4 separate regions of the Mus musculus genome follow, and all the other regions are linked to region 3. The links are chromatin loops, found by intact Hi-C in ENCODE. Cell type or tissue: heart. All regions are shown on one strand. Region 1 holds the start of Gm38989 (a long non-coding RNA gene). Region 2 holds the start of Nudt19 (nudix (nucleoside diphosphate linked moiety X)-type motif 19). Region 3 holds the start of Gpatch1 (G patch domain containing 1). Region 4 holds the start of Faap24 (Fanconi anemia core complex associated protein 24).

Evidence for each region. Hi-C counts contacts between places; a loop is a spot of excess contacts. Peaks named below come from ENCODE experiments on the same cell type or tissue, not always from the same donor. Only the 100,000 strongest peaks of a DNase experiment are listed, where the experiment ranks them.
Region 1: it touches region 3 in a loop (5-fold over the local background); 5 of 42 quality-filtered maps call a loop at or near these places.
Region 2: a loop joins it to region 3, with 3 times the contacts of the local background. A loop is called at or near these places in 2 of 42 quality-filtered maps.
Region 4: a loop joins it to region 3, with 3 times the contacts of the local background. A loop is called at or near these places in 15 of 42 quality-filtered maps.

What each region holds. Positions count from the first base shown.
Region 1 is chr7:35,234,084-35,242,083 of GRCm38, reverse strand. Wdr88 (WD repeat domain 88) reads left to right here. Exons shown (of 11, transcript NM_001370886.1): 10 at 3,082-3,174; 11 at 5,452-5,851. The coding sequence ends at 5,613. It overlaps Gm38989 (a long non-coding RNA gene), which reads left to right and starts at 7,270. Exons shown (of 3, transcript XR_881960.2): 1 at 7,270-8,000. n-TTagt9 (a tRNA gene) reads left to right here and starts at 7,241; the gene lies at 7,241-7,314. It also overlaps a transcript of Gpatch1 not described here. In heart, no CTCF peak of the experiment used is centred here; DNase peaks (open chromatin) are centred at 6,583 and 7,173; H3K4me3 peaks cover 1,964 bases; H3K27ac peaks cover 1,657 bases.
Region 2 is chr7:35,551,636-35,559,635 of GRCm38, reverse strand. It overlaps Nudt19 (nudix (nucleoside diphosphate linked moiety X)-type motif 19), which reads left to right and starts at 3,708. Exons shown (of 3, transcript NM_033080.2): 1 at 3,708-4,482; 2 at 7,975-8,000. The coding sequence starts at 3,832. In heart, a CTCF peak has its summit at 5,693 (motif pointing left); DNase peaks (open chromatin) are centred at 3,675 and 4,205; H3K4me3 peaks cover 2,246 bases; H3K27ac peaks cover 2,510 bases.
Region 3 is chr7:35,314,588-35,322,587 of GRCm38, reverse strand. Gpatch1 (G patch domain containing 1) reads left to right here and starts at 4,148. Exons shown (of 20, transcript NM_026181.1): 1 at 4,148-4,247. The coding sequence starts at 4,175. In heart, no CTCF peak of the experiment used is centred here; DNase peaks (open chromatin) are centred at 3,629 and 4,147; H3K4me3 peaks cover 1,479 bases; H3K27ac peaks cover 1,034 bases.
Region 4 is chr7:35,392,645-35,400,644 of GRCm38, reverse strand. Faap24 (Fanconi anemia core complex associated protein 24) reads left to right here and starts at 3,878. Exons shown (of 4, transcript NM_178643.5): 1 at 3,878-4,432; 2 at 5,269-5,408; 3 at 5,518-5,670; 4 at 7,554-8,000. The coding sequence starts at 4,327. The coding sequence ends at 7,820. Cep89 (centrosomal protein 89) reads right to left here and starts at 3,582. Exons shown (of 19, transcript NM_028120.3): 1 at 3,439-3,582; 2 at 2,549-2,655. The coding sequence starts at 3,477. In heart, a CTCF peak has its summit at 7,515 (motif pointing right); DNase peaks (open chromatin) are centred at 3,714 and 4,406; H3K4me3 peaks cover 2,547 bases; H3K27ac peaks cover 1,966 bases.

The DNA.
Region 1 (8,000 bases), 81 kb after region 3:
CCTCCAGCATTCACTGTCCAAGCTCTGGTAATACTTAGCCCAGGCTGACTCTGAGCTCCTGGTCCTCCAGCATTCACTGCCCAAGCTCTGGGAATACTTAGCCCAGGCTGACCCAGAGCTCCTGGTCGTCCAGATGCTGGGATTACAGGTCTGTGTTGCCGCACTCAACTTTATTACCCTTCTTTCTCCTCTGATCCTCAGTACATTTTAAAGTCAGGGATATTCTTGTCTCATGCCTTAAAAATATAAATTTCGGACAGGCTAACATTTTAAAATCATTTCAAAGGCCAGAAATGATGATAGCCATATTGTAGACATGTGTTCAAGGAAGATGCTATCTTCCTTTTCTAGAATAAAAATTCATTAAGGGGCTGGGGAGATGGCTCAGTTGATAACGGACTTGCTGCACAAGCATGAGGGTCCAGGTTCGGATTCCAGAACCCACATAAAAGCAAGATTTGATGTCTGTAATGCCAGATCTGGGATAGGAGCCAGGCAGGTTCCCCATTTAACTTCTCATTTGCTTTGGTATAGAGCTTACTTTACCCAGTGAATGGCTTCAACAACATTTACATTTGCACTGTGTGTTAAATGTGCAGATGAGTTAGAAAAGTCGGATTTGAAGCATGAAGTGATGGCACTTGCCTTTAATCCCAGTACTCAAGAGGCAAGAGGCTGGCAGATCTCTGTGAGTTCAAGGCCAGCTTATTCTACAGATCGAGTTCCAGGACAGCCAGAGCTACACAGAGAAACCCTGTCTTGAAAAACAAACAACAAACAAAAATACAACAATACAACAACGGTTTGAATTTAGGTAGTTCTTAGCAAGCTTTTGCTCTATGCTTTCTGCATTTTACTAAAATCTTCACAGGAAGCCTGGAAGGAATTTAAAACTCCAAAGTTTGGAGTCAAAGTATCTAAAAGCTTAGGGGTGATTTTAAAATACAATATGTGCATGCATGTGTGTGTGCGTGTATGCATGTGCATGTGCGAGTGTGATGTGTGTTCAGTGCCTTCTGAGGGCAGAAAGGGGAGTTATGGGTGGTTGTGAGCTGCTCAGCGTGGGTGCTGGGACGTGAAATCCAGTCCTTTGCAAGAGCAGTGAGTGCTTTTAATCACTGAGCCATCTCTCCAGCCCATCGTGGTTTTGCTTGTTTCTGGTTTTCTGAAACATCTCATTGTGGGGTCCTTGTAGCAGACCATGTTGCTAAGACTTAACAAAGTACTTGATATACTGTAGAAAGTGACTACTGATAAAACCTGGCTCTTCTCCAGTGTAGCTGCTCTCCAAATTTCAGCGTTTGTCTCTCTATAAGACATTTAGTTTCCTCTGCTTAATTAGGAAATGTAACACACAATGAGATGTTATTGCTGCCTTAACAAACAGGCATAATAAGCAACTCGGACTTAGGACTTTACAGCTCCACCGGATGCACAGCAAAGAAAGGGAATCTCACTGGGGTAAAAATCAAGGCTACTAGAAAACTGCCTATCTTTTTGGAATTATTTTTGTTAGCATAAAAAGAAAGTCCAGAGTTCACAATGTTGTGTTCTCTGACTCCCACTCCCAAGTCTGCCTTGTCAGTCAGCCAGATTGATGGTAAACTGTAAATCTCCTGCCTCGCCCTCCCCAGTGCTGGGATTACAGGTGTGTGCCACTTTGGTTATTTATTTATTTATTTATTGTACATTCTGTGAGTTTTGTCAAACACATGCCATGTATCCATCATTACAATAGCCCGTAGAACTATAGAATAATTTTACTGCCTGAAAGACCCCTTATGCTCTGCTTCATACAGACTCCTTTTCCCCCCAGGACCCCCGCCAGCCACTGTTTCTATTTTAACTGTCTCTTAACACACACACACACACAAAACATGCCACACCCACATACCACACAGGAGACATGCAATATACACTACACAGCACACACTACACATACTACACACAACACTCAGACACACACTACATACAACACACACTACACATAGCGCACATACACCCGTACTATACACAATGCACAGTACAAGGCAACGCACAACACACTACATATTCTATACACAGCACACATATACACATAGTACACACAATGCCACTACAATATTACACACAACATATTCCATACAGAATACACACACAACACACATACACAAATGCAACTCTCACTTCAAAGGTGATAAGGGGCAGTTTATTCTGAAGTCAAAGATGAGCGACCGTGGCAGAAGAGTACAGAACCAGGTTACGCCAAATCCCATGCTCCACCGTGGTTAACAGTTTCCATCACATTTCTCTAATAATGGAGCAAGGGATACCAGAAGTCATTCCCAAACTGACTGATGGAAAGTCACGGATAACAGGGAGGCCTCGACTACAGCTCCTGTCTGGCAGTGCTTAGCTTTTCGGTTGATAGAAGTGAGGTGTCCGTTTGTACATTCCAAAAGACTGACTTCACAGCCACAGAGACGGTAGATGACATCAGAGGTGGGTCATGGAGGGCTCTCAGAGGTGCGAGAGATGCCGTGATGATCTGGCTCTGGACTTGCAACATTCCAACCTCTCCAAGTCCTTTGAGGTCTAATCAGTTAATGAGCCTTGCAGAAGGCTTAGTGGAAGGTGTGGCTTTTGTGATTTGTTTTTCCAGGAACTTCTGTTTATTCTCAGTCTGCACTATTTGCCTTCCTGGAACGCTGGATACATAAAATTTACAGCCTGCAGCCTTTTCAGGCGGGCTTCTTTTGCTCAACAATATGTGTTTTGTATCTCTATGTGCTTTGGAGGTTTGGCAGCTCATCTGTTCTGAACACAGAATGCTATCCCATGGCACAGCTGTACCACAGGTCTTCATGTAGCCCAGGCTGGCCCTGAACTCCCGATCCTCCTGCCTCTGCTTCTCATGTGCTGGGGTTACAGGCATGTGCCATCATACCTGGCTTCTGTGATGCCGGGGGACAGAGAGTCTGATACTCTACCGCTGAGCTACCCACAGCCTTCATAGTGGTTTGGTTTGGGTTTTTTGTTTTTGTTTTGTTTTCCTGTCTGTCTGTTTTTGTGACTCCTGGCTTACTGTTTACCTTGTTTCAGGACAGTTCCATGAGACTATGGAATATTGAAGAAATTGACAAAATTCCTTTGGTTTCTGAAAACAAAAAGGCCATGGGATTAAAAGTCAGGCAGGTTGGTATTAGGTGAAGCTAAGCCACCCATCTTCACCAATTCAGCTTATTTCCTGAGCGAACATCATTGGACCCCTGGGGATCCCAGCCTTGTGGGTACTCAAGTCCTAAAAGATGAGACCAGTGCATAGATACAGGAAAATGGTCCCACGGTGAGTGACATGAGAAGAAGACACACACAGGGGAGGGAAGGGAGTGTGTTGGGGTCTTTATGTTATTCATTTTGTTCTCTGAGACGGGTTTTTGATACATATCCTAGGCTGGCCTGAAACTGTTTATTGTTCTAAGTGCTGGGCTTGTAAGTGTGCATACAACTTATTTGCTTGTTTGTTAATTGTAGGATAGAACACAAGGCTTTTCACATCCTAGGCAAACACTCTCCCATTGAGCTGTACTCCTAACCTCTATGATTATCTCATTTTCCTTAAGATTTATTTTATTTTATTTTGGAGATAGCATCTCATTGTGTAGCCCTGGCTGGCCTGGGCCTAGCAATGTAAAGCAGGCTAGCCTAGAATTCCACCTGCCTCCATCTTCTTCTTCTTTTTTTTTTTTTTTTCTTCAAGATTTATTTATTTATTATATGTAAGTACACTGTAGCTGTCTTCAGACACTCCAGAAGAGGGAGTCAGATCTTGTTACGGATGGTTGTGAGCCACCATGTGGTTGCTGGGATTTGAACTCTGGACCTTCAGAAGAGCAGTCGGGTGCTCTTACCCACTGAGCCATCTCACCAGCCCTGCCTCCATCTTCTGAGTGCTGGGATTAAGGGTGTGCTTCCTGCCTGCTGTGTGTGTGTGTGTGCTCACGTGTGAGTGTGTATGTATTTATGTGTGAGTGTGTGTCTCTCTCTGTGTGTGTGTGAGTGTGTGTATATGTGCCTGTGGAGTGTGTATGTGTATATGTGTCTGTGGAGTGTGTGTGTTTGTGAGTGTTTGTGTATGTGTGTGTGCACACATGTGCAAGTGAGTTATGTGAATGCAGAGCCCCAGCAGCTGGAGCTATAGGCAGTTGTGAAACATCCTTTGGAAGAATAGAAAGGGCTCTTAACTTGTGTGTATGTGTGTGTATGCTGGGATTCCCTGAGAGGCCTCTGACATGGCCTGAGAGTCTCCGCCTCAATCACTGGCTTGCTAGTTGGTAACAATGAGAGATCGGAGAGTATCCGTATGTGCTGGGAGGTGCTTGAACCAGAAAGAGACTCAGAGTGGAAGAGGATACTCAGATCCCACATCATTGAAATTATTGTCTGGAGCTGAGCAAGGTGGCTCCCTCTTGTAAGTACAACACACAGGAGCTTGAGGCAGAAGGATTACTCCTTGTCAAAGATCAGACTATAACATTTAGTGAGGCACTGTCTCCAAAATCTAAATAATAATTAAACAGGCACTAGAAAAACGGCCTAGTGGCTTGGGGCCCCTGTTGCTCCTACAGAGGACACAGATTTGATTCTAGCACCAACACAGTGGCTCATAACCAGTTCCAGGGGATCTGATGGCATTTAAAAATAAACAAGCAAACAACAAATAAATGATAAACAAACACCCTGTTTATTTCAGAAAACTTGTCTGCTAGCCAGGTGGCACATAGCTATAATACTAGCTATTCAGAATGTTGAGGCAAAGGATTTAAGTTTAAGGCCTGCCTGAGATATTGAGAACCTGTCTCAAAATAAAACACACATATATACGTTCTTCCCCACCCTCTCATGCATACACTCGCGCACACACGCGCATGCATGCACACACACACACACACACACACACACACACAGAGGGGGTTATGGGGGAATGTAGCTCAGTGGCCTAACATATTCAAGAGGGCCTGGGTTTAATTCCTACAATTGAAAAACAAAAACAAATCCTTATCTACTTGCCTTGCTTCTTTCTAACTCTCTGCTCTGTAAGTCAGCTGTCCTCAGAGTATCAAGGACTCAGAACACTCCTTGGGTCCCACAGTTCCACTCTGGATCACTTTGTACAGAGAACACCTGACAAGGGCTGGACACAACCCTGTCTTCCTCCTCCCAAGCACGTGGCTACATGAGGTCCAGCCCTGGGTACCCTCCTAGCTTTGGAGGGAAAGGCTGGGCAGCAACCCACGTCTGATGCTCCCAGTCTTCCCTGGGCAGTTTGTGGGGTGAGAGACTTCAGAGAGGGAAGGACTTGCCTGGGATGCATCCAGGCTGGCAGGTGGTGGGGAATGGGATTCCACACTCGCAGCTTGATCTCCTCTGACCTGCACATCGTTTCTGTTTCTTGAAAATGCCCCACCACAGTGCAGGAACTGTGACCAGCTTTTCTCCACCTTAGAAAGTGACCTCCATTCCCAACTCTCCAGCATGTGTCTGTACTGCCGGAGAGAGGAGAGAACTAGCTTACTGTCTAGTTCTTCGTCAACATCTTCGTCGTCATTGTCACTGGAGAAGTCTGACAGCTGATGGCCGCTGAGCCCTTTTGAGCACTGGTGCACGGGCCACCTGTTGTACGTTGTGCCGTGTTCTTCAGGGAGGGCTCTGCTCTGAGTTCTGTCCCAGCAGAATGCACTCATCAGACTGAGGCAGGGGCCAGCCCTGACTGGACTCTCAGAATGTTGCTGCCTCTTTGCCCACCACAGAGCCCTTCAGAGGCGAGCACTGTTAGTTTGAATATAGAATAAATCTAGATTCTTCTGGAAAACAAGTGTGTGTGTGTGTGTGGGGGGGGGTTGTAGAGGCAGTTTTTCTATTTCTGAGCTTTATAGCCTGGTGCTCAGCTATCTCATTTTGGCCACTGGGACTGGCATGTGCAATCCATGAACATGCTTGCTAAGGGAATATGATGCACAGGGGCAAGGCATTGTGACTGCTGTGGTTTGAATGTGGTTTCTCCCTTCCAGGCTGAAGAGCTAGGAGCTTGGTCCTCTATGTAATGGTGCTGAAGGGTCTTCTCTGGTAGCGGTTTCCATCCTCCTTATGTGCTTGGGTGTTTTGCCTCTATGTATGTATGCATGTACGCATGCATGCATGTACGCATGCATGTGACTCTCATGTACGCAGTGCCCACAGAGTCCAAAAGATGATAGATTTCCTGGAACAGACGGTTGTGAGCTGCCATGTGGGTGCTGGGAACTGACCCTTGGGCCTTCTTAACCACCGAGCTATCTCTTCATCCCACCCCTAGATACTTTTGAGGCCTCTTTCTTCACTAAGATCATGGTGAGTGTATTCGTCATTACCTTAGCTCTAGGGATGATTAGAATACTGTACCCACACCTTCTTCGATGACGGACATCTAGGTTATTACGTTTCTGTGCAGGTAGCATTTATTTTTGCATAGATCAGTTCAGCAAATGGAGTCTCCTGCTGGAGTAAAGCCAGAGGAATGCATCAGTAAGTAGTGCTGCTTGATTTTGTTGTCGGAGGGACGGTTGGCATGGCAACCCCAGACTGATTAGGGCAAACCTAAATGGGGAGGGCCAGGACTTGAGCACACACATCCTGTAGGTTCTTCGAATCGCCCATAGTACCGCTCAGGATCTCTCTCTCTCTCTCTCTCTCTCTCTCTCTCTCTCTCTCTCTCTCTCTCTCTCTCTCTCTCTCTCTCCCTCTCTCCCTCTCTCCCTCTCTCCCTCTCTCCCTCTCTCCCTCTCTCCCCCTCCCCCCTCCCCCCCCCACCCCCGCTTCCTAAGGAAGCAGTCCAGAAGTTATGAGCCTGGGCTGGCAAGGATGGCCACAGTTCACTTGCGATGACATCCAAGAGACTAAGTAACCGGGCAGCACTGGGAGGTTCTGGGGCAGCTGGGGGCTCCGCTGAAATTCCCAGAGTCTCAGCCGATGAACTCTCACGACTGGCAGAAGAAGTTCAAAAAGTGGTGCTATTGTGGCTCGGAAACCAAGGCCATCACACGGCGCCCACTCCGCAAAGCCTATTTAAATCTCCAGTGTTCCTTTGGGTTTCGGAAGTCCGTTTCCGCGAGGAACTGCACTGCGCATGCGCCCCGCTGCTAGCACGGAAATGTGTACGCATGAGCAAAGCTCATGAGGTCACTAGAAATGGGAACTGGTTTCTCGCACAGGCCGTGCGGGCGGCGCCGTGGCTTAGTTGGTTAAAGCGCCTGTCTAGTAAACAGGAGATCCTGGGTTCGAATCCCAGCGGTGCCTGAGTGCTACCTTTTCTTCTTTTTTGCACGACCCTTTTTGTTTTGCGAGCCCTCTCACAGAACCGTTCCTCTGTCAGCGCGGAAGACATTTTAGCGGAAGACGTTGTGTTCCCTGCTAGCCTTTGCCTCCTTGAGGTCGGCCAAATCGCTGTCCCCTGAGTGCTTCCACAGGGGTGACAAGTCTCCACAGCCTCTTGGCTTCGCTGAGCATTGCTCTTGGCTTCGCTGAGCACTGCAAAGCATGCTGATTTTTCCTCCCGGAATCCGCGCAGTGGGTAGCAACAATCTGCATACTGAGAACAGCTTGGCGAGGCTGAGTAAAGTCCCAAAATGGAGGTCTGTAGCATCAAATCCGATCGTCAATCTACATCTACAGCATGCATAAAAATCCAAATGGCTAGGTGCTCCCGTGTGGGGCCCGATTCTAAGGCCTGGGCTGTGGTTGCCAAGAGCACAGGCACATGGGAACCCCTTGAGAGCATTTGCGACCAGGGCTTTGGAAGGTGGGGGAGACTTTGAAGTTTTAAAGAATGTTCCCCAGGGATACACCTAAATCCAAACAAAACACACAATGATAAACCCAGCGAGCTTTAGAAAATGCAGGAGCCACGTGAGGCGGTGTTCCTAATGCAGATATTTTGACTCACAATTGAAGTTACAACCTTATAAACCATTTAAAACCATCTT
Region 2 (8,000 bases), 240 kb before region 3:
GAATATGTCCTGGTGAGGTGTGAGGTAAGGGGATGTCTTGGCGGGCCCATGTCAAGGCATTCCTTTCCCCCTGAGGGACCAGTCACATGACCGATCAGTATAGTATAGCATAGAGTTTATTTAGGGCATGGGGAGGGGAGTTAAGAGGGTAGTAAAGGCAGAGAAAGGCAGAGAGAAGGAGAGAGTAGAGAAGTAGAGGCCGGCTATGGACATGTGGGGAGAGGGGGGAAAAGGAGGGGGAGAGAGGGGGAGCAAGAGGCAAGGAGCAAGGGAGAGACAAGAGTAAGAGAACGAGAGAGGGGGGGGAGGGGGCAAGCAGCCCCTTTTATAGTGGGCCAGGCCTCCCTGGCAGTTGCCAGGTAACTGGGGAGGAGCATACCTGGCTACTGCCAGGTAACTGTGGGGGTGAAGTCCAGACAGAATACCAACATAGTTCAACACCTCTAAGTCTGCCCTCAGCTCAGTTGCCCAGTTACCTTCTTGCTACCCAAGACACTTTCAGGCCGTCTTTCCATAGGCTGTTTTCCCTTTCCGCCTACATTTTGGAAAAGTTCCCCTGCAGCTCCAAGTCTGTTCCTACTCTTTCCCCCACGTAGCTCAATTCTCCTCCTCTGCCCCCTCCTCTCTCCTAGCCTGTAGAAACCTAAAAGTCTTGTCTATTTCTTTCCACCCAGTCATTGGCCAGTGGCATCTTTGTTGATAGATCAAAAACCAATTGAGGGCAAGGACCTTCAGCAAACACAGTAAGCACAGATACCCCAATTAAATCAAAGGATCAGAACCACTCCTCTACAGAGTGTAACTTCTGTAGAGACACCAGAGCCAACAAATCTCTGATAGCCAGGCTGCCAAATGGAAAAGCCCCATGTGGTAATTCAGTCATGTGACTCATTAAGGAACGGGATCTATTGAGCCCAGTCAGGCCCTGGATGACATGCTAACCCAAGTCTCATAGGGGAGACACGGAGTCAAAGCCACTCAACCAAATTTTCCCAAATTCTTTATCCACAGAAGGGATAACAAATGCTTATTGTTTTAAGTCACGATGGTTTGGAGTAGTTAGTACATGATTAGTTCCCTGAGCTTGGAAGCTTAGCTCTGTATTTGTATCTCTCTTGATGCTGAGGTTCAATTCCTTGCTTCTGTTTGGATTCTTGGCTACAATCCAGAACGCGATTTCATCTCTGGTTTCATGAAGATGGTAATGCGTCACTACAAAGCCTACGGAGCAGACAGCGATGGTGGTGAGCTGGCTTTGGAGATGGTTAAGATTCAGTTTCTGGGTTGGAGCAATGGCTTGTGGTCAAGAGTGCTTGTTGCTTTTACAGAGGACCTGAGTTCAGTTCCTAGAGCCTACTTTGGCAGCTCATAATTTCCTGTGACTTCAGGTCCATGGGTATCAGACACCTCTTTTAGCCTCTGAAGGCACATGGACTTCTGTGCAATTCAAACACTCGAATACACACACACATACACACACAAATAAATGAAAAACCCAGCTTCTTTCTGACTGTGCAGATGCACATTAGGACTCCATAGGCTGATTTTGAACAATCAGATGCATGAGGCCGTCTTGGCCTACACCGTCAGGCACTGTCTCAGAAAACCACAGGCATTACCACAGTAATGCCGTATAGAGGTGCGATATTTGCCTAGCACAGCCAAAGGTGTGGTTATGACCCTCTAGCACTACAAAAATAAATGCATGAGCACCACGTCTGCTGCTTCGCTTTGTACTCCAGGCCTTGGTTGATTTGTTCTAGAGTGGCCAGAATCTGGGAACAAGACTGCTGCTATCAAACCAAACACTAAGGGTCACAAAACCACAGAGCCATTTTAGTGAATGTGCCCTTCCTGAAAAAGTTTAATCTCTTGTGTAACAGGTTAGGCATCTGTAGTAGTAACTTTTTAACCTTATTGGCGTTGGCAAGTATTACACAAGTATACTGACAAAGCTTGCAGTGTCTCACACATAATATTATCACTCTGGGAAGGTCACCAGCCTCTTAAGTCAGAACTTAACTCCTTCCTATCCATTGCTCTGCATAGTCAGTCAAGTACCACATTGTGTTGTCTATTTCCCAAATGCACTTTAAACCAGTCCCCTTTTCCTATTCTATTACCATTCTTTTCATTGAAGCTTTTGTTTCTTGCCTAGTACATTCTATAGCCTCCAGGCCAGGCCCACACATCTGAGTCACTGTACAGTTGTCAGTATGTCCTTTAAAGACACGGGAATCATCCTGTTACCACTTGGAGGAAAGAGGATTTTTTTTTTTTAATGTAGGGGGCTGGTGAGATGGCTGGGGGAAGGGGCAGGAGGCAGGTAATGGCACTTGCAGCTAAACCTGATGACCCAGGACATACATTGTCTTCTGGGCGCCACATGCATTCAATGGCACTTGCATAAGTAAGTAATAAGTGTAAAAAAAAAAGTTCCCATAATGACACCTGGGCTCTATAATAGATTTAGAATAAATTTCAGCTCAAATTTCCCGTGTCAGTGCCAAGAGCATCAGTTTAGACAAGGGTAGTCTGTTGGCTCACAGATAGACGGCGGCGGCAGGTTATCTTACTAAGGGCAGATACTTCTCAACCTGTGGCCCCATTTTCTGTTTCTGGAGATGCAGTAAGTACACAGACAGCTCCATCTTTAGACAGGTTAACATTAAAAATAACCAAAGTCAACTGCAAAATGATGAGGCTGGCACACACCTTTATTAGTCCTAGACTTGGGGAGGCAGAGACAAGCAGATAGATCTCTGTGAGTTCAAGGCTAGCCTGGTCGTCTACATAGCAAGTTCCCAAAAAAGCAAGACTACATAATAATACTTTCTCAAAACTAACAAAAAACATCTCTATAGCCCCAAGAATACAGCCTAACTCATCCGAAACCCTAAAAATATGTGATCAGTTAGGATGGGATTTACAAGAGTTGGTGACTGAGAGAGAGCTGCAAAAAGGGAGACAGAAACAAGCTGTTTCCAAAAAACAAAATAGAAGTGCAAGTCCTCCAGCCACTTAAAAGTTGGAGAGGAAGCCAGGCAGTGGTGGCGCATGTCTTTGATCCCTGCACTTGGGAGGCAGATTTCTGAATTCGAGGCCAGCCTGGTCTACAGAGTGAGTTCCAGGGCGGCCAGGGCTACACAGAGAAACCCTGTCTAAAAACAAAACAAAACAAAACAAGAAACAAAAACAAAAAGAAAAAGAAAAAAGGAAAAAAGGTTGGAGAGGAGGGGGAAGCATTGCTAGTCTAGGATTAAACATCTCCCACGTAGAAAGAGAACTAATCACACTAAGATAATTTTCCCTGATCCTCAGGTGCTCAGGCAATAACAACATCTACAACTTAAGACAGACTACCCCAAGGGACAGGGACTAGCCAAAGACATTCAAACTACAGAGTAGTTAGTCTAACTTGGCATCTGATCCACCCATTCGTTTATTAGCATGGTTCAAGAGAGCTCCAGACACCTTGGAACCTCCTATACAGGCAACAGGCCAGCGTAGGGGACAAAGTCCTAGTCGTTTGCGTTTAGTGGGAAAGGTTCACAACTAGAAATTATTTTCCACTCCACACTGGCACCCGTGCTCCCAGAGGCTGGCTGGTGACTGCAGCAGCTGTGACAGGGCTGTGACAGGGCGAGAATGACCCTGACTGAAGCGCAGGGCATTCGAGGAGGTGCTCTGGCGCGGGAATCACGCTCCTCCCACAAGTAAACCTCCGGAAGCCGCCAGGCCGGATTTTTCAGGCCCTCAACATTTATAGGGCTTCTGGACACCACTCTACGACCCGGCCACTTCCTAAGGGGGATCTGAAGGACGCCGGCCATGAGCAGCTCGAGCAGCTGGCGGCGGGCAGCCACCGTGATGTTGGCAGCAGGCTGGACCCACTCGAGCCCGGCCGGCTTCCGGCTGCTGCTTCTCCAGCGAGCACAAAACCAGCGCTTCTTGCCCGGCGCGCACGTCTTCCCGGGCGGCGTGCTGGACGCGGCCGACAGCTCACCCGACTGGGTGCGTCTGTTCGCGCCTCGGCACACGCCGCCGCGCTTCGGCCTAGGCCCGGAGCCCCCTCGGCAACCCCCCTTCCCCGGGCTGTCCCACGGCGACGCGGACCCCGCGGCGCTGCCCGATGACGTAGCGCTGCGCATCTGTGCCATCCGCGAAGCCTTCGAGGAGGCGGGGGTGCTGCTCCTGCGGCCGCGGGACGCGGCTCCAGCTTCTCAGGAGCCCAGTCAGGCGCTGTCGCCTCCGGCCGGCCTGGCCGAATGGCGCTCGCGCGTGCGCAGTGACCCGCGCTGCTTCCTCCAGCTGTGTGCGCACCTAGACTGCACGCCTGACATCTGGGCGCTGCACGACTGGGGCGGATGGCTCACCCCGTATGGGCGAACCATCCGCCGTTTCGACACCACCTTCTTCCTGTGCTGCCTGCGCGACATTCCGCGCGTGGAGCCCGACGTGGCCGAGGTGGTGGGCTACCAGGTAGGGGTCGCGGGACCCGCCCCCCGGGATGCGCTGAGCCTTACCCCAGACCAAAGGCGCACGTGCGTGACCTTGCTTTAGGCTCTCAAGGACTCAACTCTCACCCTAAGCGGGGGCGCGGCAATGCTCCCAACTGCCTGTTCTGGACACTTCCCAATTCACTTCATGCCCTAAATCGTTTTCATTCGGGTTTCTAGAACACATTATAGGATTTCAGTCATTAACTTTCTTCTTCCTTCTTCATCTCTTCCTGTTTCTCTGTTCCCGTTTCCTTCGTCTTTCGCTTTCTCTCTCCTTTCCCTTTCCATCTTTCTCCTTTTTCTAACCCCTTTCTCTCTCTGCATGCGCACGCGTGGTAGGTGTGTGTGTGTGTGTGTGTGTGTGTGTGTGCGCGCGCGCGAGTTGGTCTGTCTGTCTCCCTCCATCCCTCCCTCCCTTTCTTTTTCGTGTCACTTGCAATGCACCAGGCACAGTTAGTTAGGCTTCAGGCCTAGGACCCGAGGTCTTGAGTGTGCCACCGCTTCAAGTTCATCTTTTATTTATGCAAAAAAATGTTTTCAACTGCCCGTTATTTTCCTTTTTGTAAAATAAACAAAATGACTTATTTTAAGTTGTGTTCTGGTGTGAGAGTATATGCACGTGAGTGCAGGTGCCCATTGATGCCAGAAGTGTCTAATCACCTGGAGCAGGAGTTGAGGAAGGTTGTGAGCTACCTTGAATGGGTGCTGGGCACTGAACTCAGGCCTTCTGCGGGATGCTTCCTCTCCAGATCTCAGTTGAGCCAGTCTCTCGCGCCACTCCCTGTTTCTTGTACCTGCAGTTACACATATGTTGGACAGCTTGGCCTCCCACTGGACCTGGATGCCTCGTTCACTCATTTCAACCTTTTCCTCTCAGTATTCCAATTGAGTAAACTCAATGGCTGTTTTTTTGCTTTTTAATATTTGATTGTGTTTTTTTGAGACAGGGTTTCTCTCTGTAGCCCTGGCTGTCCTGGAACTGACTCTGTAGACCATGCTGACCTTGAACTCAGAGTTCTGACTGCCTCCGTCTCCTAAATGCTATGATTAAAGGCGTGTGCTGCCACACCCAGCTCAATTGTTTAAGTTTGCTTTTTTTTTTTTTAAATGAAATATCAACTGTAAATAGTATTTCTGGAAGCATTATAGCTGCCTGTAACCTCAGTACTAGAGGATCTGACGCCCCCTTCTGGCCCTCATCTGGTGTACAGATTTCTAAGCAGGCAAAAATACATGAATAAAAAGTAACTAACTATAAAGCGAATTTTTTCCTTTTTTTTTTAATTTAATTTTTTTTTGAATTTTTTTCCTTTTTATTTTATTATGTTGATAGTTCCTTTACATCTTTGGACCAATGGAACTGCTGAGAACAGGAGTTTGTCAGTTTGCCATAACCTAGACTTCCTCTCAGGGGCCTCTTGGTACAGATACTTACAGAGCTTCTGTGATGGAGGATGCAGACCTGCCTGCTTCTCTTGAGTCACTCACAAATGCCTTTTTCATCCTTTCCTTGAAGTACTGTCCAAAGCCTGGGTGTGCTTGCCCAGACATTCTCTAAAGCTACTCTGCTAACCCCGTCCACCAGGTGACCACTTAAAGCATAGCTCTCTCTCTCTCTATCCACCCCATCTCCCTTCTGCTAGCACCTGCTGAGATCTATAGCTTTGTGCTCTTAAACTGTAGTAAAAATTGTCCTTGAGCTTCTCTTTGACCCTGTTTTTAACTTCATCATTTTTTAAAAGATTTATTTATTTATTTTATGTATATGAGTACTCTTGCTGTAGCTGTCTTCAGACACACCAGAAGAGGCCATCGGATCCCACTACAGATGGTTGTGAGCCACCATGTGGTTTCTGGGGTTTGAACTCAGGACCTTAGAAAGAGCAGTCAGTGCTCTTTACCACTGAGCCACCTCTCCAGCCCTAAATTTGTCTTTTTAACAAACGATTTTATTTTATGCATGTGCATGCATTTTAGTTATGGACTGCATTTCCCTGCGCTTGACGTCAGCATGCTCTGAAGTTTTTGAGTGCATGTTAGCATTGTTTTTAGGTCGCTGGATGCAGGGTTTTGTTCTATTCTCTTAACTAGTGTTGCACTCTCCCCGGAAGGCAGTTAAGTTATTAGAGATGGACTTTACCCTTTTGAGGTGTGTTTAAAATGGTTTGCAAGTGGGTCCACAGTAGCATTCATCCTTGGGGCTCATTTCCCTGACGTTCTATTCTGTGGTTCTATTCCTGCTCACTTGAGTGGAAAAGCTCCTTACATTCAAAAAAGGCTTTCCCTCTGTCAGGAATATACTGCTGGGGAAAACTAGAAAACGTCTTGGATCCAGGTGAGCATGAAGAATTTAGTCAGCAACCTCCCAGGTAGTTGCTCTTTCCCTGGGCGTCATCAGGCCCAGGTAAGTAGTCAGTAGAGCTGTGGAGTTCAGTTCTGGGTAGAACTTCTCGGCACATGCTCACCAGATACTAAGTGAGCCTTCCAAGTTCTGCTCCAGTCTGCCCCAGTCTGCTCCAGTCTGCCCCAGTCTGCTCCAGTCTGCTCTAGTCAGTAAGACTCCTGGATGCTACTTAGTCTCCCCCAGTGCTCTTGGACTGGGATTGACTTTAAGCAGATAGGTGGGCTCACTTCATTCTATTATATATTTATTTACTTACTTATAGTTAGGCATTTTTGGTGTCTGAAAATAGATTTTTATTGCCAGGCAGTGGTGGCGCAGGCCTTTAATCCCAACACTTGGGAGGTAGAGGCAGGCGGATTTCTGAGTTCAAGGCCAGCCTGGTCTACAGAGTGAGTTCCAGGACAGCCAGGACTACACAGAGAAGCCCTGTCTCGAAAAAACAAAACAAAACAAAACCAAAAAAAAATTAGATTTTATTGAGTTGCTGTGTAACGTGTGGGTTTAGCTCTTGTGACTGAAAGGATTTTTGAATTTTATTTACTAATTATTAATATTTTAATTGGCATTTTATTGTTGTTAAGTGTTGTTATTTATACTTATTATTTGGTTGTTATTGATTATTTTTGTTTAACACGCATGCAGCTGACCAGAAGAGAGCATTGGATCCCCTAGAACTTGAGTTATGGATGGTTGTGAGCTGTCCTGTGTAGATGCTAGGGACCCAACTCTGGCCCTCTGGAAGAGCTGCAACTGCTTTTAACCACTGAGGCAGTTCTCTAGCCTCCGGTTCTTTCTTTCTGAGACAGGACCTCATTATCTTACCCAGGCAGGACTTCAACTCCTGGACTCAAGCAATTTTCCTGCTTCAGCCTCCTGACTAAGCAGGGCGATTGGTACATGGCAGTGTCTGGGCCTCTGAAAGTTATGCTGTCTCGGAGAGCTCTAGCAAGGCCTTTGGATAAGTTAATGTTTTTCACATCAAATCGATCTTGTATCCCCATCTAACGACCACAGATCTGACTGGTGACTCAATACATCTTACAAAGCTTCTCCCTTTGTCTCTTACAGTGGTTGTCCCCATCAGAGGCAACTGA
Region 3 (8,000 bases):
GCATCCCTTCCCCCTGAGGAACCAGCCACATGACTTATAGTATAAAATAGAGTTTACTCAGGGCATGGGGAGGGGAGTTGAGAGGGCAATAGAGACAGAGAAAGACGGGGTGGGGGGGTGGAGGGGGGAGAAGTAAGTAGAGGCCAGCCATGAGCACTAGAGGGACGGGGGAGGGGAATGGGGAGAGACAGGGATGAGAGGACAAAGGGAGAGCAAGAAGGCAAAAGAGACAAGCAGGGAAAGCAGCCCCTTTTTTAGTGAGTTAGGCACACCTGGCTGTTGCTAGGTAACTGTTGGGCGGAACTTAGACAAAATGCTAACACCTGCCTCTGGCTATGTTCTCCCTTTATCTAGAATAAACTTTCTCCTCCATCACTTCTAGGAGCAGTGATGTTCTTCTTCCTCCTCCTCCTCCTCTTCTTCCTCCTCCATCTCTCCTTCATTCACATAGAACTAGATGGTAAGACCCAACTACAGACTGGTGTGGTGGTGTACACATTTAATTGCTGGCAGATTTTTGTGAATTTCAGGCCAGCCTGGTTTGCATAGCATAGTGAGTTATAGGCTAGTAGCGGTACATAGTGAGACCCTGTCAACAACACACCTAGTTATATGAAACTAAACACACACACACACACACACACACACACACACACAATCACTATTGAACAAAAAATAGTCAGGTGGTAGTGGTGGTGCATGCCTTTTATCCCAGCACTCTGGAAGCACAGGCTGGTGGATCTCTGTGAGTTTGAGGCCAGCCTGGAATACAGGGTGAGTTCCAGGACAGCCAAAGATATGCAGAGAAACTCTGTCTCAAAAATCCCTCCCTCACAAAAGAAGAAGGAGGTGGGAGAAGAAGAGGAGAGGGAAGAGGAGGAGGAAGAGTAGGGGAGGAGGAAGAAGAAGAGGAGGAGGAGAAAGAGGAGGAGGAGGAGAAGGAGGAGGAGGAGGAGGAGGAGGAGGAGGAAGAAGAAGAAGAATGAGAAGAAGAAGAGGAGGAGGAGGAGGAGGAAGAAGAAGAAGAAGAAGAAGAAGAAGAAGAAGAAGAAGAAGAAGAAGAAGAAGAAGAAAACAAATCAAGTCCTTGCTGAAGATAAAACACATTGAGGATAAATACCCCATGAGACACAGGGATTATACTGGATGTGAACTGGAAGCCTCCTTCTGAATAGAGTTTATAATACTGGAAGGTGCTATGTAGGCCTCTGAAGGAGAAAAGCTATCAGTGATCTTACCCACGCATGACCCCATGTGCTATAATAGTGACCTTCCAGGCAAGATATGCCCACTAGTGCCATAGTGACATGACAGCTTTGGGGATAACCTACCATTCACTTTCTAATTGGGATAAAACACATCTGGGAGGAAACACATCTGTTATTGTAAATCAGTTCAAAGGCCTTCATTGGTAATTTACTGCTAATGATTTTTAAATGGTCATGTAGTCAAACTGCCTTCTGAATATTTATGCTTATATGCAGGCCAACCTTGTTCTTCTCTTTGGTCAAAGAGGCTTCTTTGCTTTCGAGTTTTTTGTTTGTTTGTTTTTGAAGCAGTGTCTTACTTACTATGTAGTCTTGCTGACCTGGAACTCACTATGAAGACCAGGCTGGCCTTGAATTTACAGAGATCTACCTGCTACTGCCTCTCAACTACTGGGGCTAAAGGTGTGTGTCACAGCATCCGGGTCCAGAGGAATCCCGTTCTGTAGTGGGCTGTGGTTAAATCATTCATATCTGGTCAGGGCGATGAAAAGGACTGTTGAGTGCTCAGCCTTACACTGATGTTCAGATTGCTTTCCTCTCAAGCTCAGCTGACACTCTGGAAGAGAGAGCAGAAAGATGGAAAGACTGAGTTCGAGGCCAGCCTGGTCTACAGAGTGAGTTCCAGGACAGCCAGGGCTACACAGAGAAACCCTGTCTCAAAAAAAAAACCAAAAAAAACAAAAAAACAAAAAAAAAAAAAACAAAAAAAAAAAAACAAAAAAAACCCCACAAAACAAAACAAAACAAAACACAAAAAAACAAAACAAAACAAAATAAGAAAGATGGAAAGAGCCAGAGAAATGGTGAGGAGTGTCTTGAAATACTGTCTACTGGCTAGGACAGGGTCATTGCAATCACAAACACAGGAACACATGGCAGCTGTGGCGACTGTACAACACACACACACACTCACACACACCCATGCATGCACGAGAAAGTAGGAGAGGAATTAATTCAGAAGGACATCAGCAGGAGTGGAAAGGGTGTCATGAAATATAATGCGGTACCTGGCAGGCCCATGCCAAGGTGTCCTCCTGAAAAAAATCACAGACATAGTATACGGAAAGTTTATTGTGGGGGAAGGGAAGGGGGGGGCGGGGGGGGGGAGCAGGGACCTGGAGAAGGGGCAGAGGCAGATGGAGCCACAAGGACAGAGAAAGCTGGGATAGAGGACAGAGAGGCCATGTGGGAACATTGGTGAGGAAAGGGAGAGAGAGAAAAGGAGGAAAAAACGGGGGTAGGAATGGGGGTAGGGAGAGAGAGAGATTGAGATTGAGAGAGAGAGGAGGGGTGTGGGTAGGGAGTAGTCCTTGACAGCAAGCTATTGCTAGGTCACTGTTGGGAGGGACATAGAGTTGTCTGTAAGCCAACAAGGGCGGTAAGAAAGGCTTCATTGGGAGTGGCTATGATCAGCGGGCATTGCTGCTTTGTTGCATTGTTATGAGCTTCTCAAAAATTAAAGGAAGGGGCTGGAGCGATGGCTCAGTGATTAAGAGCACTGACTGCTCTTCCTGAGTTCAATTCCCAGTGGTTCACAACCATCTGTTTGTTTGTTTATTTGCTTTCGAGACACTTTCTCTATGTAACAGAGGCCTGGCAGCCCTGGACTCACTTAGACAACTAGGCTGACATTAAACTCATAGAAATCCCCCTGCCTCTGCCTCCTCTGCCTCCTCTGCCTCCTCTGTCTCTGCCTCTGCCTCCTCTGCCTCCTCTGCCTCTGCCTCTGCCTCTGCCTCTGCCTCTGCCTCTGCCTCTGCCTCTGCCTCTGCCTCTGCCTCTGCCTCTGCCTCTGCCTCTGCCTCTGCCTCTTGAGTGCTGAGATTAAAAGTGTGAGTCACCAAGCCAGGCTGAATCACACCCCCCCCCGCCCCCCCACGTCTTGGCCAAGCTTGTGAAGTGAGATAACAGCGCCCATTGGCAGATGTCTGTACCTTAGATTTTCTGAAGGACCTCTCATTCTTAGCCCACTTGGTCTGCTTCTCTCTCTCTTTTCTAATTATTTGATTATTTATTATAGTGTCTCATTGTGTAGTTTAGGCTGATGTCCAGCTCTCTATCCATGCTTGATATCTTGTTTCTTGTCTTTCACCAATTTCCTTAGCGTGCAGGGTTCTGATATTCTCAGGGTCGGCAAATCCTTCCAAAAGTCTAGGAGGGGGCCTCACTTTTGCAAATATAAAGATGACAAGTATATTGTGTGTGAGTGTGTGTGTGGCCCGATTCATACGATGTGCACTAAAGACACATCTGCCTGTTGGTTCCTTCCCATTTCCGGTGTAGAGGGCCAGACAGTGGCCACTGGGCAAGCACTTTTCCGGAAGCTGGTTGGGACCGGTGGAAGATCGGGTTGGCACTTATTGCTGGCTGAGGCAATTAAGCAGGGGCGAAGGAGCCAGTCGCAGGACTGGCTGTACGGAATTACAGAGACTCTGCCCTGCGTCCGAATATTTGGTTTCCAGCATCTTATCGCTGTGTCCTTCCAGTACTCAGGCGCATGGCAGAGCCAGGATGGGGTGTACAGAGACCAATATTGTTTTTGTTGTTTGTTTGTTTTCGTTTTCTTCTTCTTCTTTTTTTTTTTTTCTCGAGACGAGACAGGGTTTTTTTGTGTAGCTTTCATTGTCCTGAAACTTTCTTTGTAGACCAAGCTGGCCTCGAACTCAGAGATTCTCCTGCCTCTGCCTCCTGACTGTTAGGATTAAAGGCGTGCGCTATCACTTCCCGGCACAGATACAAATCTTATCTGCAGTCGGACTTGCATAGGACTATGATTTGCGAGGAGGAGGTGACATTTCCCCCTCAAACAAGTCTTTATAGAATGCTCCAGTTCACAGAAGCGAAACTGAATGTTTTTGGCCTATAGAGGCTCCCGTAGCGAGGGGGCGGAGCCCGGAAGGAGCAGGATGGCGGCGCTGGACAGTGACAGCGACGAGGATCTGATCAGCTATGGAACGGGCCTGGAGCCTCTGGACGAAGGTGCGGGTCCGATGGCCGGCGGTGTCTGAAGGGCGCAGGCTGAGAGTCCAGCACGTGGGCGACAGCGACATCTCGTCCTGGGTCTGGGCTCGCTCGCTGTGGGCACAGGGAACACGCTGGAGAGGCTTGTGCACTGCACTTGGGCGCCGCGTTCTCGGGGGGCAGAGAAGGACGCGGAGGGCTGGGAGATGCAGGAATGACTAGGCAACATGGGTATGATGGAGGGCGGTCAGTCAGTCTCTTGTCCCGAGGCAACGTTTGCACCCGTCCTTGAAAGTAAAAGAAACCAGACCTGGAAAATCTGGGGAGAAACACTTGAGATAGGAAATCCCTTAAAGTGGCAGACAGCTTAGCAGTCTAGGGATAGTCAGGATTCGTGTGGGTGGCCCTTGCCATGGTAAGGAATCTGGAGTGTGTGTGTCCCTGAGGAGGGAACCTCGTGCATTCTAGGCTAGTGTGTTACAACTGAGCTACATATCCAACCCCAAGAATTGGAATCTTTCCTTTTTCTGACAGGGTCTCATGTAACCCATGCTGACATCAAACCCCACTTTATAGCCCAGACTGGACTTGAACTCTTGATCCTCCTATTCTTGTGTAACATGTGCTTGGTTTGCAGCTGTGTGCCGTCACACCCAGCCAGGAGTTTGGCTCTTATACTACGGGTATTGGTTCAGTTTACACAAAGAGAAATGCATTTCTTCCCTTTTACTTTTTTTTTGGGGGGGGGGGAACAGGGCCTTGCTAGCTCCACTTGGCTGGACTCACAGTATTTTAGCAGCCTCTGCCTCTCAGGTGCTGGTGTTAAAGGTGTGTAGTGCCATGCCTGGCAGGATGCATGTTTTAACATTATGTTTGCTTTAATTTTGAGAGTAGTTTCCTTGGGGGGTGGGCAGGAATGAAGCAGGGAGACTGTGGTTGTGTGGACTGGAGAGTTAGCAGCAACAGCTGTTGAGTAGGTTTTGCATGGAGCAGACTTGACCGGTGTTGACTGGAGTTGCTCGTGAAATACAGAAATACAGGGGTGAAGGTAAGATGAAGCAAGGCTCTGTGGCGTTTCCGGTCTGTTTCACTTAATGACTAGGTTTATCTACTGGGTGTCCATACCGCTGATGGGAGTGCTAACATTGTGGGGAAGATAGAGGAGTCACAGTGGTGGACCAGAAGTTACCTGTAGACTTTTGTTGGTGAGGCTTCCCCCCACTGCCGCCTCCTGCTTCCCATCCTGACCTGTTGGCTATACCTCTGAGACATTTTCACTGAGACTCTTACTGCCTTTTTTTTTTTTTTGTTTTGTTTTGTTCCATTTTTTATTAGGTATTTAGCTCTTACTGCCTTTTTAAAATTTATTTTATTTTTATTTTTTGGCAGGAGTGGGTATAAGATAGGGTCTTTCTATATAGTCCAAGCTGGCCTTCTATTTATCAAATATGTAGACCAGGCTAGCTTTAAACTCAGGACTATGCTCCTTTCTTAGCCTTCCCAGTCCTGGGATTACAGCTTTGCACATCACATATCACATATGTCTTAGACAGCTCCTCTGTGACAGAGTCACATGCAGCACAAGCTAGCCTCAAACTTTTGTGTGGTGAAGACGGACTTTGAACTTCTGGTCCTCCTGTTTCTGCCTCCCAAGTGCTGGGACCCCAGGCCTGTGTGTGCTACCTGCCCCGTGTGTGTGGTGTTGAGGGTGAAACTCAGGCAGCTGTGCTTGTTAGGCAAGCATTCCACAACTGAGCTATATCCCCAGCCCAAGCAGTTCTAATCATTAGAAATGTTTGCCAGGGGGGGGCTGGTGAGATGGCTCAGCGGGTAAGGGCACTGACTGCTCTTCCAAAGGTCCTGAGTTCAAATCCTAGCAACCACATGGTGGTTCACAACCACCCATAATGAGATCTGACCCCTTCTCTGGTGCATCTGACTACAGCTACAGTGTACTTATGTATAATAATAAATAAATCTTAAAAAAAAAAAGAAAGAAATGTTTGCCAGATCCTAACCCTAACCTCTGACGACCAAAGGGAAAGATAGGTGAGTCTCTGTGCAAGTTCTTGTATGTTTGAAGGTTGCCCTTGTGTTTCCTCAAAGATATCTGTGTTCATGCATTTTTATGTGATAATTTTTCTCTATCCCAGCTAGCTCCCAAATAAATGAGACAGAGGTTTATTTGACCAAGCTTTACAGCATAATAGTTGAGGAGTAATTAATCTACTCTATTCTTCTAAACTAATCTGGCTATGTCCCAGCCAAAACCCATTCGATCCTTGCACTTTAGTATTGGTCTGGCTTTCTCATCTCTAGGTGTGTCCCCATGGTGTCTCCTTGACCTACTTCTCACAGAGAATCTCCTCCTCCTCCTCCTCCTCCTCCTCCTCCTCCTCTTCTTCTTCTTCTTCTTCTTCTTCTCTCTCTCTCTCTCTCTCTCTCTCTCTCTCTCTCTGTCTCTCTCTCTCTCTCTGCCAAGCCCTTGGCTGGGATCTGAAGACTAACCCTACTCTCTGAGCTGCTCAGCCATTGGTAGAGCAGCTTTTATTGACAAATCAGAGAATAAATGGGAGCAATGTTTCTACAACATCAAGACCGGAGATACTTAGGATAAGCATTAAAATGCCATGTCCAGATTACAAACAGATACGGAGACAGAGAAATCAGTGTAGGAATAATAAAGGATAATCTTTGCACAGCATATTATAACATTCTACGTCCATATCCACTCTACACCCATTACCCCGGGTGTAAAGTCCCCTCAACCCTAGTTGCAGAGTTCTTCTCCAAGTAGACTGTGGGGTGGAACATGACCATCATAACTATGTCTCTAATTCTAGCCTATTTGTTCAATACAACTGAGATCAATTGGTTTTATCGACAAGCACAACACCCTGTGAATGTAAAGAATCAGATGGTAAAGATCTTGGACTGGAGGAGTTTCAGGTTTATTAGGGAACAAAAGCACAAGGTTTGCGAGTACTGAAATGTGTGATGTTACTGGATAGCATCCTTCACAAGCTACGGAAGAGGCCGTAGGGAGCGACAGGGTGCTGTGAACACTGGTTAGACAGTAGCTATGAAGGAGGTCAAGGGTCTTGCATTCATGTTGGACATCCGTTCAGATCGTTTCTGTATTTCTGGTGGTATAGTTGTTTCCTTGAGAAGAGCTATGTCGTTAAGGTATCAGCTGTTTGACCTGGATTTTTCAAATTCGTTCTAGTTTTAAATTATATTATTATTACTTGAGAGGGTATGCATGTGCCCAGTTTGTGCACAGGGATCAGCAACATCTTTCAGGAGTCAGTTCTCTCCTACTTAAACTCAGATTGCCAGCCTGGAAACAAATGCTTTAATCCACTTAGACGTCTTGCCAGACCCTCCAGTTCTTCTGGTTTTTAACAAAAGTTAGAAATGAAATAAACTGGTTGAACTATGCTTTGGGGTGAAAGGAAAAGGCATTGATTTGTAGGATTTTCTCTTTTTTAGATCTAGAGAGATTTATTTTATTATTTGTGCATGTACATGTTCTTGTTTGGGAAGAGCCTCCAAAAGAGGACATTAGGTTTCTTGGAGCTTTATTTACAGGCAGTTGCGAGCTGCCTGGTGTGGGTACTAGGATCTGAGCTTAGGTCCTTTGGAAGAGCAGCAAGTGCTCTTAACTGGTGAGCCATCTCTCCAGCCTTCCTGGAAATACTCTGTAACTTCAATGTTAGAAGCTTTAGAACTTTCTCCCTTTCTTCCCTCCTGGCCTCCCTCCTCTCTCCC
Region 4 (8,000 bases), 78 kb before region 3:
TACAGATTACTCTCTTCTGCACTGAAGCATAGCATTCAAGGTAGCCAGATCCGTGTTTCTGGACCACTCAGAGTCAGCTCAGAACCTGGATTCTGTTCCCTGGCCAGAGCCACTCATTTCCGGCTCAGAATAAACTCTCTCTTATTCCAAGGGCTGTGTTTTGCATCAAGCTCTCCCAAGATCTGTGAGCACTCTTATCAAATCCAACAGAAAGACAGGATTGTGAGAACACCAGCTTACTTCTGGGTCAGAACACAGGCAGAACACTGGGCTGTATCTCTTTATCGAAAGTGGGGGCAGGGCAGGGGAGGCTGAGCCGATGTTACAAGCAATTGGGAGTTGTCCCATGTAGTTGCTGGGAACTGAACCCAGGTCCTCTGCAAAAGTAACGCATGCTCTCATCAGATGAGCCATCTCTACAGATCCACCAGGCCCTGGTGGAAAAAGACTTTCTAGTGAGCCCACAGCATGCTAACCCTGAAGCTACCATCTCATTTGTTTTGCTGACAAGGGAAGGAAAGCTAACCCACTGGGTGCCCAGGCTGCATAAACCTGAGTCTCACTGATGCAAGACAAACACTGACGAGCTGGGCAGACCACCTCGCCAGTGGGACTACTGCCATGACATTCTAAGTGGTGATCAACAGCTGAACCTCACAGGTGACCCAAAATAGGGGTGACCATAAGTCCCTCTTACGGTGTTACTGAAAGGGTGGAAGAGACATCGCTTGTTCCATACCCACTGGGCTACTTGACACAGAGTGATCACTAATAAACAGCTCTCTGTGTGATAGACTCTGTACTACAAGCAAAATCACACACTATAACAGCACAGAGCTCTTTCCTCCTCTAGTGCTGAGGAGGGAATCCGGGAGCTCCCAGTATGCTGGGCAAATGCGGACTCACTGAGTCCTATCCCCAGCCCTCGGGGCTTATGTTCTAATCAAATGCACAGAAGATACCAGTACCAAAGGTCACACAGAAAGTAGTCCTCTAAAGTGCAACTAGCTCTTAGTGATCGCTAATAACCAAATCAATTTACAGATTAAAAACTGAGTAGCAGTGGACTGAAAAGACGGCTCAGTGGGTTAAAGAATGCATACCTTAGACCATGCAGAGGTTCTGATTCGGTCACCAGCACCTACGCTGGGTGGTTCACAACTACCTATAACAGCAGCTCCATGGGATCCAATGTCCTCTTCTTCTGGATTCCAAGGGTACTCACATCTAAGTACACACACACACACACACACACACACACACACACACACACACAAATGCGCACATACAAAGGCATATACACATACTTTATAATTTTTGTTTTGTTTTGTTTTTCTCTGTAGTCCTAGCTGTCCTGGAACTCACTTTGTACTCTAGGCTGGCCGGGAACTCATCCACCTGCCTCTGTCTTCTGAGTGCTCAGATTAAAGGAGTGTGCCACCACCAACCGCCTGGCTACAAACAAACATTTAAAGGACGACAACAACAACAACAAATCAGACTAGCTAGGCACAGTGGCTCATACTCTGGGAGGCTGAGGCAGGAGGACTGCTTTGAATGCAAGGTCAGCCTGGGCCACAAAGCAAGACCCTATAGGAAACAAATAAGTCTAAAGTTTACAAGTGTCTAAAATCTTGGCAGATACAGACAGCGATCCCAAGAATGAAAAGAGAGGGCTGGAGAGATGGCTCAGTGGTTAAGAGCACTGACTGCTCTTCCAAAGGTCTTGAGTTCAATTCCCAGCAACCACATGGTGGCTCACAACCATCTGTAACGAGATCTGACGCCTTCTTCTGGTGTGTCTGAAGACAGCTACAGTGTACTCATATAAATAAAATAAATCTTTTTTTAAAAAAAAGGAATGAAAAGAGAGTTGGCTGTCTACTACACTGAACACTAGGTGGTTAGGAACACCATCTGGCAAGGAATACGTTCACTCTTTTTAACACAAAGTAGTAGTAGTTGTTGTTGGGTTTGTTTATTTGTTTGTTTTTTAAGGCAGAATTGTACCTAGAAAGAAATTTTTGTGCAGTTTTCCTAAGAGTACTGATAACCTAGATGGACACTAAGCTGAGATATGTAGAGCACATGTTTAGCATGCACAGGCCCTGGCTTCCACTCCCAGGAAGAAAAGAGGAAGGAAGGAAGGAAGGAAGGAAGGAAGGAAGGAAGGAAGGAAGGGAAGATGGAAGGAAGGAAGGAAGGAAGGAAGGAAGGAAGGAAGGAAGGATGGAAGGAAGGAATGGAGGAAGGAAGGAAGGAAAGATGGATGGAAGGATTAACTTAAATTTGGTGCTTCATATTTAGTAGGCACCAACTGTACCCAATCCTGAAATCTGAGATCTTCCATTGAAGGTACCACACCCCAGACAAGTCCACTGATGCTCAGAGAAGCCATATTAGTGCATCTCTGAGCAGAGGTAACCACAGAGCGTAATAGTCTAGCCCTCTACTTGTGGCCTTTTGGCTAGTGTGATCAGTTCCAGGATTCAGGACTTGATGGTCAAGCACGGGCGTGACCCTCGGTGCTGCTCATCTTGGGACTTACCTGGGCCTCTCTGGAGAAGGGTTGGGGCTCCGAGGAGGGGGTGTGCGTGGCACCGCTGGCTTCGGAGCGATGCTGGCTGCGGGGAGGAAGCCATGGATGATGTGGTTCTGCACAAATGAAACCCAAGGCAGGTCACCGGGAGAAGATCACCTTGCTCCTGGGCCACCATCACCTCCCAAACTGAGGTCACTCTAGGGATCCGGCCCCACAAGAGTCTTTACACACACACCTGCCGCTGTTCCCAATCCCCATTGGTGAGGCAAGGGCACTCACTGGGGCACACCATCATGGCTATCCGATTCATTCACACCTCCCTGCTCACGGCAGCTTTCCTGACCGATTTCAATTGTCAACTGAACTGGGCTAATCTATACCTACCGTGTAATGAAGCACACCTTTGGGTGTCTGTGGGAGGGCTTTTCCAGAGAGGATTAACTAAGTGAGCTGGGCTAATATACCCTAAATAGGAAAGGAATCAACTCATGGGGGAAGTTTTCTCCAAGACAGGAGTGAACTCCCGGCTAAGAGGAGAATCCTGACAGGGAGGCCAAGATTCCTGTCTGTGGCAGGCTCTGGACATGAAGGGTTCTTTGGAACATTTAGTCTGGGTTTCTGGAATTTAATGCTCCCTGATAGCGATCCCGCCTCGCTCCTATCTCAGTCTTTAAAACCTGCACATGAAGGCAGGAGAGATGGCTCAGTGGTTAAGAGCATGGTCTGCTCTTCCAGAGGTCCTGAGTTCAATTGCCAGCAACCACATGTTGTCTCACAACCATCTGTAATGGGATCTGACACCTTCTCTTGCTATGCAGGCATACATGCAGATAGATCACTCATATAAATAAATCTTTTTTTTTTTTAACCGCACTCGAAGGCCTGGAACTACTCACGAACTGGCTCCGGCGGTTCCTGCGGAAGCTGAGGAGCATCCTGGCTGAGAGCTGAGGGCTGCGGGTTGAGCCGCCAGGCGCTGGACTAGCTGGAAGGTAGACCCCGCAGCCTGCACAGCTCCCCACAGCCTAGCTCCCGCGGACCCCCGACTTTACAACAAGCATGTCTCACATTGGCTCTGTTTTGAGTCTCAGCCTATCAGAGTCAATTTTACTGCCACCCGTTGCTCTTGACAACCCAGCAAGGCGTCATTCAAATTCCAGCCAGAGAGGAAGCAAGCTGAGACTTCCGTTCGATTATTGGCTATAGTAGACGCCCATCTTTTACCTATCACCCAATAAAACGCTGGCCAGGGCGGTCAGAATTTTAAAGAGGGCTCCCGGGCTGTGGGAACCCGGAAGTGGCAGGGCCTCAGGTGAGGTCCACGGAGATTCTAGACCCCGGCGCAGTGAGCTTCCCTGCCTTTGTAGCCCTGGACAGGAACCGAATAGAAGGACAGGGACCGAATGGAAGAGCCACCGTAAGCGTCCTGTTAGGACACCAGAGCTAAGGGAGGTGCTTACAAAGAGGGACGGAGTCACTCAAACAGAAATCTCCCGGGTTTAGCTCGGGGTAGTGGCGCCCGGCTGTCATTTTAGCACTTGGGCTGCTGAGTTCAAGTCCAGCTGGAGTCAACTATCAGTACAGAGCCAAGCGTGATAAGAAGACCCAGTCTTATTTTGAAAATAAATAATCTCTTGAATTCAGACTTCGGTTGAAGTAGCTCAGTGCCTGAAAATCCACTCTACAGATCCTGTCAAAGAGGTCCCGACTTCGTGTAGAACTGTGTGCAACAGCGCCTGCTCTAGTGAGACCTTGCATTTTCCTCATTTAGACCAAAACCACGGATGGAAAGGAACCCGCCTGATGGGACCGGTCCGGTCCACGTGCCACTAGGACATATTGTGGCTAGTGAAAAATGGCGCGGGTCCCAACTGGCTCAGGAGATGCAAGGTCAGTGAGCTGTCTTCTGTCATACCCCTTTCTTCCCAGCACGTTAAAAGAGAGAGTGAGAGAAATGCTGGGTATGGTGATGTTCCTTTGCAATCCCAGCACTCCTGAGACTGAAGTAGGAGAATCATTGCGTTAGAGACCAGCCTGGGGCTACATAGCAAGTTCAAGGCCAGCTTGGGCTATGAGAACTTGTCTCAAAATAGTTACATAGACTAAAATGAAAGGGGACTGGAGAGAGAGCTCCGTGGTTACGAGGACTGGCTTATCTTACAGAGGATCGTGGTTTAATTCCTAGCACCCACATGGTGGCTCAAGGAGTCAGACTCCTCCCTCTTCTGGCCTTTGGGGGCACTAGGCTTGCACATGTGCACAGACATATGCGAGCAAAACCTACATATAAATCTTTGGGTTTTATTTTATTAAAAAGGAGGTTTAGGACAGGTGGTGGTGGGTCACACCTTTAATCCCAGCACTTGGGAGGCAGAGACCGAAGGATCTCTGAGTTCAAGGCCAGCCTCATCTACAGAGTGAGTTCTAGAACAACCAGGGCTACACAGAGAAACCCTGTCTCAAACCAACAAAAAGCGGGGTGGGGGCTAGAGATGGCTAGATCCCCATCTGTTTTCACTGAGCTGTTCATTACTGCCTGTAATTCCAATTCCAGAAGATTTGATGCCCTCTCATGGCTTCTCAGGGTACCTTCATGCACGAACACACACATACACACATATACACACATTTAAAAAAATGAATCTTCGCACAAAAAGTACATTTCAATTGTTGCTGCCTTGTTAACCTGAAATTTCTAAAAACGAATTTTCTTGTCTGTTTTTTAGGAAAAGTTAGACTCATTTTTGAGGAGGGCCTGGCATCAGCAGATTTTTACCTGTCTAGCAAATCTTGCATTCTCTATGTCACTGAAGCAGATTTGGTGGCCGGACATGGCTACAGAAAAAGACTCGCTCGCTTTAGAAATGTAAGTACCGAGGTGCTAAAATCTAGCATCCCCTCTCTTCAACCGTCCCAAGCGCTGAGTGATAGCTTTCTGAACTGTGTTACCAGAGCTGTGTTCTTCTCTTTTGAAGTCCTCACATCTTCAAGGGATCATAATAGTTGAGAAGACCCAGATGAGTGAACAGTATTTCCCAGCAGTCCAGAAGTTTACTGTGCTAGACCTTGGGATGGTGCTGCTTCCAGTGGCCAGCCAGTCGGAAGCATCCTGCCTCATTATCCACTTGGTAAGTACCAGACTTCTCCTTTATAATATCCCAGAAGTCCAGAAGATGCTCAATTTACCCCAGATCCAGACTTAACCAAAGCTGCCTTTAGTAGCCCTGGCTGTCCTGGAACTCACTTTGTAGACCAGGCTGGCCTCGAACTCAGAGATCCTCCTACCCTTGACTCCCAAGTGCTGGGATTAAAGATGTGCACCTAACTTCAAAATAAACTTTGACACAGGCTCTCACGTAGTTGAGATTGCAGGCGTGTGTCACCACACGGGGCCTTAGGCAGTGCTGAAGGTTGAGCTCAGTACTTACTGCATGCAGAGGCAAACACTCTGCCAGCCAGTGACACCTCCACCTGGTTTACGGAAACTGTTGCACTTAGGACTGAAGGCTGTCAGTCAGAGCTCTGGTTTTGGCCTCCAGGCTGCACTGGTGCCATCACCATTATCCTGCATTTGCACTGGGCAAGATGGCACCGGGCCACTTTGTCCCATTCGCTGTTTAAGTAGCAGCCTTTCTTGGTTTGTTTCTGCGTCCACTCCCCACCCCCGCCTCGACCCACACTGTCCTTGAACTCCTCCTGATCCTCCTGCTTCTGCTTCCCAGGTCCTGGGGATCACAAGCATTTCCGAGACTATGCCTAAGCTCCAGCACTCCTGTGTATAGGCTGCATGCATTGATCTCTTTACAACAAATAAACTAAAACAAACAAACAAAAAACCCTGAGGCTGGGGGATGGCCCAGTGGTTACAACACCTCCTACACAAGAACTGAGGACCTGAGTGTGACACCCCACCCCATCTGAAAATGCTGGACAGGACAACACATACCTGTAATTCTACCCCTAGAGAGAGACAGGCAGATGCCTGTGGCTTGCTAGCCAGCCAGCTGAGCCTGATCAGCCAGCTACAGGCAAAGGAGAGACCCTGTTTCAAACCACGTGGTGCATGGAGACCGAGTGACACGCAAGGTTGACCTCTGGTCTCCATAAGCACGCAATCGATGCTGGCTTCCTTTCCTTTTCCCTGTTCCTGAGTTTTCCAGCTCTTTGCTCTTTATACTTTACCAGGGAGCCTGTTTGCCTTTCGATCCCAGCCTCACTGTATAGTTAGGGTGGCTTGGCACTTTGTAGCCCAGGCTGACTTCTAACTTGCAGTGCTTCCTGAGTACCGGGAGTGTAGGTGCCATGCCCACTGCTCCTGGGAAACGTTTTAAAATCAGTGGCATGGGCTGGCAAGCTCTGCAGAAGATAAAGGCACTTGCCACCTGGGGCTCAATGGAGTTCAATCCCTGGAGCTCATATGGTGGAAGAAGAGAGTCTCTTCCCACAAATTGTCTTCTGACCTCTACATGCATGCTGTGGCACCACGACAAACCCCAATAAAAATTCACAAAAGTCAAATAAAATACATAAATTAGTGTTGGGAGGCAAGATCATGGAACATGCCTACAAGCCCCTGAGAGCCAGGAGGATCATAACTTTGAGGCTATCCTGGGCTACACTATTTATATATAAACTGAATGACATGGAACAACTGTCTTAAGGGGCTAGGGACGTGACACAGTAAACAAGCCACACAGATATTTGGGGGGGGGGGGGGGACAGAGCTCGTGTAAAAAGCCCGCTGGGGAGGTGAAGACAGCAAGATCCTTGGAGTTCACTGGCCTTTCTACCTTGTGGAGCTCTGGGTTTAGTAAGAAAGACCCCCTCTCCAAATAGGGTGGAGAGTAATAGAGGAAGACACCCAATGACCACCTCTGGCCCCCACACCCAGTCATGCACACGTGCACTGCATGTGCACATACATAAACTACACACACTTTTTTTTTTAAAATAAAAACTACCTGTCCACCAGAGGGCGCTCACATCCTTTTCCTTTAATTTTCCCATTCAGGTTCAAGAGCAAACCAGAGAGCCCAGCAAGAACCCTTTCCTCAGGAAAAAGCGCTCCATGCTCTCCGAGCTCTCCCTTGTTCAAACAGTGCAGCAGATCCCAGGGGTTGGGAAAGTTAAGGCCCCCCTTCTGCTCCAGAAGTTTCCGAGCATCCAGCAACTGAGCAACGCTTCCGTCCAAGAACTGGAGGAGGTCGTGGGGCCCGCGGCAGCACAGCAAATCCACACCTTCTTCACCCAGCCTAAGCGACAGCAGCCCCGCAGCTGACTCTGCCTTCAGACTTCAAACTGCAGCGTCTGGTTTCCATATTTAAAAAGAAGGAAAAGTTCCCCTGTCAATGGCAATGGGCTAAAGACAAGGAGAGGACCGATGAGGCTCGCAGTCACCCTGCCTCGGTGTCTGTCTGGGCAGCCACCTGGTGGGGCTTGGGGGTCGCGGGCGGCACTG